2 separate regions of the Homo sapiens genome follow, and region 2 is linked to region 1. The links are chromatin contacts, found by Hi-C or POLR2A ChIA-PET in ENCODE. All regions are on one chromosome and are shown on one strand. The core of a region is the stretch at or near the end of the contact, and the rest is flanking DNA. Distances in the headings are between cores, read along the strand shown. Region 1 holds the start of MRPS31 (mitochondrial ribosomal protein S31). Region 2 has its middle 38 kb from the start of LINC00598.

The links. Hi-C counts contacts between places; a loop is a spot of excess contacts on that map. ChIA-PET counts read pairs that join two places held with the same protein, here RNA polymerase II (POLR2A). Pooled maps may share reads with other maps.
Region 2: a loop to region 1 is called in a map with no recorded cell type, with 4 times the contacts of the local background. The contact joins the enhancer-like site here to the promoter of MRPS31 in region 1. A Hi-C loop is called at or near these places in 6 of 37 single-sample maps with no recorded cell type and 9 of 50 pooled maps. POLR2A ChIA-PET finds 5 or more read pairs at or near these places in 2 of 52 experiments (PC-9 and naive thymus-derived CD8-positive, alpha-beta T cell).

The regions. Positions count from the first base shown.
Region 1 is chr13:40,769,741-40,772,440 of GRCh38, reverse strand. It overlaps MRPS31 (mitochondrial ribosomal protein S31), which reads left to right and starts at 1,251. Exons shown (of 7, transcript NM_005830.4): 1 at 1,251-1,456. The coding sequence starts at 1,305. RefSeq lists an enhancer at 1,193-1,362.
Region 2 is chr13:40,517,441-40,520,140 of GRCh38, reverse strand. No RefSeq gene overlaps it. Among named protein-coding and RNA genes, the nearest start is that of LINC00598, 38 kb to the right of the region's middle. RefSeq lists enhancers at 1,816-1,885, 2,006-2,155, 961-2,160 and a silencer at 2,366-2,565. Within about 2 kb of position 1,425, at least 2 of the 41 ENCODE cell types and tissues checked have a DNase peak (open chromatin) inside an H3K27ac peak, as active enhancers do.

The DNA.
Region 1 (2,700 bases), core at 2-2,501:
TCCAAGTTTGGGAACCCCACATCTCTTCTGGGGTCACAGTTCCCTGTTTCATGAGGGACAGGTAAAAGCCAAGTCTCTCTCTTGCATCTTTTCATCCTTTTTTTTTTTTGAGACGGGGTCTCACTCTGTTGCCCAGGCTGGAGTGCAGTGGCACAATCTTGGCTCACTGCAGCTTCCGCCTCCCGGGTTCAAGCTATTCTCCTGCCTCAGCCTCCCGAGTAGCTGGGATTATAGGCACTCGCCACCACGCCAGGTTAATTTTTGCATTTTTAGTAGAGTCAGGGTTTCACTATGTTGACCAGGCTGGTCTTCACCCCTGGCCTCAAGTGATCTGCCCGCCTCGGCTTCCGTAAGTACTGGGATTACAGGTATGAGCCACTGTGCCCCCGGCGTAAATCTTTTTTTCTTTTCTTTTTTGTTTTTTTGAGACAAAGAATCTCGCCCTGTAGCCCAAGCTGGAGTGCAATGGCGCGATCTCGGCTCACTGCAGCCCCCACCTCCCGAGTTCAAGCGCTTCTCCTGCCTCAGCCTCCCCAGTAGCTGGGATTACAGGCGCCCGCCACCACGGCCGGCTAATTGTGTGTGTGTGTGTGTGTGTGTGTTTGTATTTTTTTTTTTTTTTTTTTTTTTTAGTAGAGATGGGGTTTCACCATGTTGGCCAGGCTGGTCTCGCACCCGTGACCTCAAGTGACCCACCCGCCTCGGCCTCCCAAAGTGCTGGGATTACAGGCGTGAGCCACCGTGCCCGGCCATAAAGCTATTTTTGAAAAATGAAACCTATGTCTCATTTTGACTCTACATCAAAAATAAAGACTGAAAGGAAACGCTAATTCATAGGGCAGCAGGTCTTTTAGTAATTTTTTTTAAACCTCTTTGGTGGCCATGGCGCATTTTGAGAACGTGGTGAACGCTGTAGACCCTTCCCCTCCAAACATCGCAAAATATTGTCTGTTAAAGAAGAGACTGATCTCACTGGCACCATCTGTAGTTTTTGCACAACTGGTCACGCCCTCCACTGTCGGGTTCGCCGGTCTGGGACCCGCCTCGGCCAGCGAACCTTTGCTGAACTCTGGCGAGGACTCCGCCTCTAGGACTACAATCGCGGGGTGGGTCGGGTCGCTTGGAGGCAACTGGCTCCGCCCGGCCGCGGGCGAGTCCGGAACACAGTTACCCGCCCCTGTAGCCCACCGGAGCGCAAAGGGGGAGGAAGGCGCCAGGCCGGAAGCGGAAGAGAGGGCGGGGACGTGTTTGGCAGCGGGACGCACCATTTCAGTTGTGTTCTTGGTTCATTTCGTGTCTCGGCGATGTTTCCTAGAGTCTCGACGTTCCTACCTCTTCGCCCCCTTTCCCGCCACCCTTTGTCCTCTGGAAGCCCGGAGACATCAGCGGCTGCGATTATGCTACTCACTGTTCGGCACGGAACAGTCAGGTACCGCAGTTCAGCGCTGTTGGCCCGGTAGGTCCTCAGGCAACCCCGTGCCCCGTCCTGTACATCCTCCGACTTCCTGGGGTCGATGTTACCACCTGCTGGGTCTTAGAAGCTATTGCTTTAAATCTGAGGAAAGAGAAATCCCAGAAAGAAAAGATGACTTGCCCAAGGTCATAGTGTGCGTGAAAACAGAGCTACGATTACAAACCTGGTCGCTGTGCTCTACTACACGCCGCGCCTCATTCCTCTTGTCATCATCTCCTGTCAGTTTACCCAGGTTTTTATCTTTTGCCTCCCAAGATTTATTTGATAGTCTCATTTGTTTTCCTTCATTTATTCTTTAGTTCATTACTGAAAAACTCGAAAAACAGCGTGCCAGTACTGGTTGTAAACCCCAAGTGAGACAGTCCTGCCATCACGGAGCGTGTAGTTCCAGAAAGTAGACAATTCAAGTGCTATGTAGTGAAGTAATAGCTGAGATAGTGTAGGTAAACAGAGTACACTATTCAGCCAACATGAATGAGTACTTGCTGGGATAGCAAATAGGGACACCTAACCATTATAGGGGAGACTCAGGATATCGTTTCTGGAAAAGTCTGACGAAATCTGAAGGAGGACCACTGGTTGAAGTTAGCCAGGAAAAAAGGGAATTGTGGCATACTTGGTTTTGGTATTTATCCTCCGAGAACTTTATTATGAAAACCTAATTCCGCTGCATAAATTCCATGCGTAACACTCAGAAGGCAGTTTGGTTAAGTACAGTGCTGAAGCAGGTTAGTAGCAGTGAAGATGGGAAGGACCAGCTGAATGGAGGAGAAAAATTGCACAGGTAGAATTAAAGGGATGTGACGTCATGGGATAATGGTAGGGTAGTCAGAGATAGCAAAAATTTCAACTGGCTGCGTTGGAGTATTAGGGTATCCTTAATGTTAACAGAAGAATGCGGAGCCAGGCTTGAGAAAGATTTTTCCATATATTATAATTTTTAGAAAACAACAAATACCTGTTTATGTTAGGGGGCCTTTTAATATAGAAAGTGTGAAAAATGGAAAGTCAGTCTGAAAGAGGAGTCTTGAATGTGGTGTTGAAGGTGTTGCATTTGAAGTACTGATGAGCTGCTGTCAGTGGAAACAAACTCAGGTGGGAGGTTAGGTCGAGAGGTTTATTATTTTTAGTGCTAGGGAGTTACTTAGACGTGATTTTCCTATAATGTAGATTGTTTTCTGTGGTATGATAGCAGTCTTGAAAGAAAACATTGTAGTAAAGATTAC
Region 2 (2,700 bases), core at 176-2,675, 250 kb after region 1:
TAGGAGGAATAGATGAAACAAGAATGGTAAAATGCTGATGGTAGTTGAAGGTGGGTTATGGCACAGGGGGGATAACTTTTACCATTCTCTTAACTTTGGTGTGTATTTGAAAATTTCCATAATAAAAAGTTAAAAAAACCCACATTTTTTCATGTCTGGTTTTAAAACTTTTATTTTACTGGATGGAAGCTAAGAAAATGGGTTGTCTAGCCTAATTTTGAACTTCTGGCAGTATAACTGTCCCAGATTAGGGAAGAGGCACAGCCCAGCCTGCAAAAATGCCCGGCTGGACCTCATGTGATCACACCCATTCGCCACGGCAGGCAGTGTCACCTCCTCTGGGTCTCATGGTGAATAACCGCAGCACGGCTGAGAAGGGTGAGCTGACAGAACAGGTAGGCCTTGGTTCAAACCTGGAGCCCACCTTTCTTTAGCCTCTGTGATCTTACACTTCATGTGAGCTCTCTCAATCTCATTTATAAACTGGGACTTGTTTGAGGGTTAGAAGTGATGCAGAGAAGGTATCTAGTGCATAGTTGATATCCAACACAATGGTAGTCATTATTGATAAAAAGCTGTTTGTTCTCCTCTCCTGGGAAATAGTCCTGCTTTGTCTCCAGGTTGTAGAAGTTTTCCCTGGGAGTTTATCTTGGTCCGGGAGGAACAAGTCCCTATCTCTAGATTTCATTCATGGGGTCCCATGTCACCCTGAACCTTCTACCTTTTAATGCTTGTCTGCAAGTTTATTTATAGTCCATCTTTTGGACTTGGGCTAAGAATTTGTAATATATGTAAAACACGAGGATTTGAGAGGAAGCCTAAAATGTCTCTAAGAAATCTTTTCATTGTTGGGCAGCTCTGGTATTTTTTATTCCTTTGTGATTTGGTGCCCTGAAGCAAACATGGCTAATCAAATAAGAGTCACCTACAGATCCTGATTCCTTGGCCAGGCCTCCATCCCCTAAAATGGGGAAATTGCTCCCTGGTGCTAAGTGGAGGCAAATTAATAATAATAAATTGCATTAATACTTTTCAATAGCATTTTAATTAAACTTTTTTAGTAACAGTATGAAAATCTGCCTTATTCTTTTATATACTATTTTATTAATCTACTCCATGAGCACTTTTTCAGTTTTCAAATGTATGTATTTATCATTTCATTTGATTTATTCTAACAACATGCCTGTGAACTAGAGAGGTGGAAACAGAGAAGGCCAAGGTGAAGGACTTCATTCCAAACATAGGATCTCACTTCCACCCAGAGTGCTGTCCCTTAATTAGACCCAGGTTTTTCTGTGGGCAGATTACAATCTACCCATTGATCTTAAAGTCACGCCAGGTTAATTTCCCAGTTGACAACTGCCACCTGCTCCCTCCCTATGGGAATTTCCCAAGGGGAACGTGGCCAGCCCTGACTCAGCCAGCCCACACCTCGCCTAGACTTCCAGCAGCCACCCTTCACCCACCTTGATCACACTTGAAGGAAATCAAAAGTAACACCTTCTTGGGAAAGGGCTGGGGCCTCTCTCCGGAGATGGTGCTGCCTCCCACTCAGCAGCTGCTGTCTTGTCCATTTAGACTCACAGATGGGGTTGAGTCTCAGAAGCCTCTATGTGGATCAGAACTGGGGTGGGGGAATCTGAGGGAAGAGGCTCATTTCCTGGTGCTCTGTGGGAGTGACAGACTTTGAGTCTTGCAACAATCCTTCACTTCTTTGTTTGAGGATAGCAACAAAGAAAGAAGACAGCACTTGTTCTTCTTCCATGGAGTCCACAATAGGTTTCCGAAGGCAGACATTTTAGCAGATACCCTTTCGTTGTCTAGCAATGCTTCCTTGTCATTACCAGTTTGAGCTGGATATTCATAAGAGCTACCATTTACTGAGCAGAAGCCATGCGCCGGGCACCATGCTGAACGAGACAGTCTGAGCCCCAGGGAATACAGTTGTGAATAAAGCTTTCCTGAAGCTTACAATTTACTGGGTTATGGCTACTGAACAACTGCTTAAGTTGAATGATTAGAAGGGGATGCAGGGTTTAGAAGGGGAAGTCCAGGGTGCTTCAGGAGTCTATAGCTGACATTATTTGATTTAATCCTGACAGTAGCTCTGGGAAGTAGTATCACTATTTCTCATTTTTCAGACAAGACAACCGAGGCTGAGAAGTTTAAGTACATTTCTCATTGAAAGGAAAGTGCTGGGATTTGACTTGGTGAGCTTCTACTCTGTACTCAATGCTCATACACAGAAACAAAACTACTCACCAATGTTGGAACTGTACCTCTTCTGTAAGTTTAAATTTGGACAGATCATTGTTCGATTAGAAGATCAAAGGTTCTTACCTCTATGGAGAGGCTTCAGGGGGTTGTGAAACCCCTGAAACTGTATGCAAATTTCAGTGAGTATCTGCATGTGTCTCCTGGGGAGAAAGTCCCTAGGTCACACCATGTTCTTTGAGGATCAATGACACCAAAATGTTAATAACCACTGCATTGGCTCATGTATTCATGACTGCAGCTGACTTTGTTCTCAGCCCACTCAGCAGGCAGCTGAACAAGCCCAGTGCAAAAAGAGGTTAGTGGGTGTTTGTTGGTCCCCACATTTTTACAAGTTGTCGATGGTGATGGCTGAGGGTCTGTTCACCTCTCAGCCTTGCTCCTTCCCCTCACCTGCCAAGCCGTCTGGTTGGGATAGGTAGGACA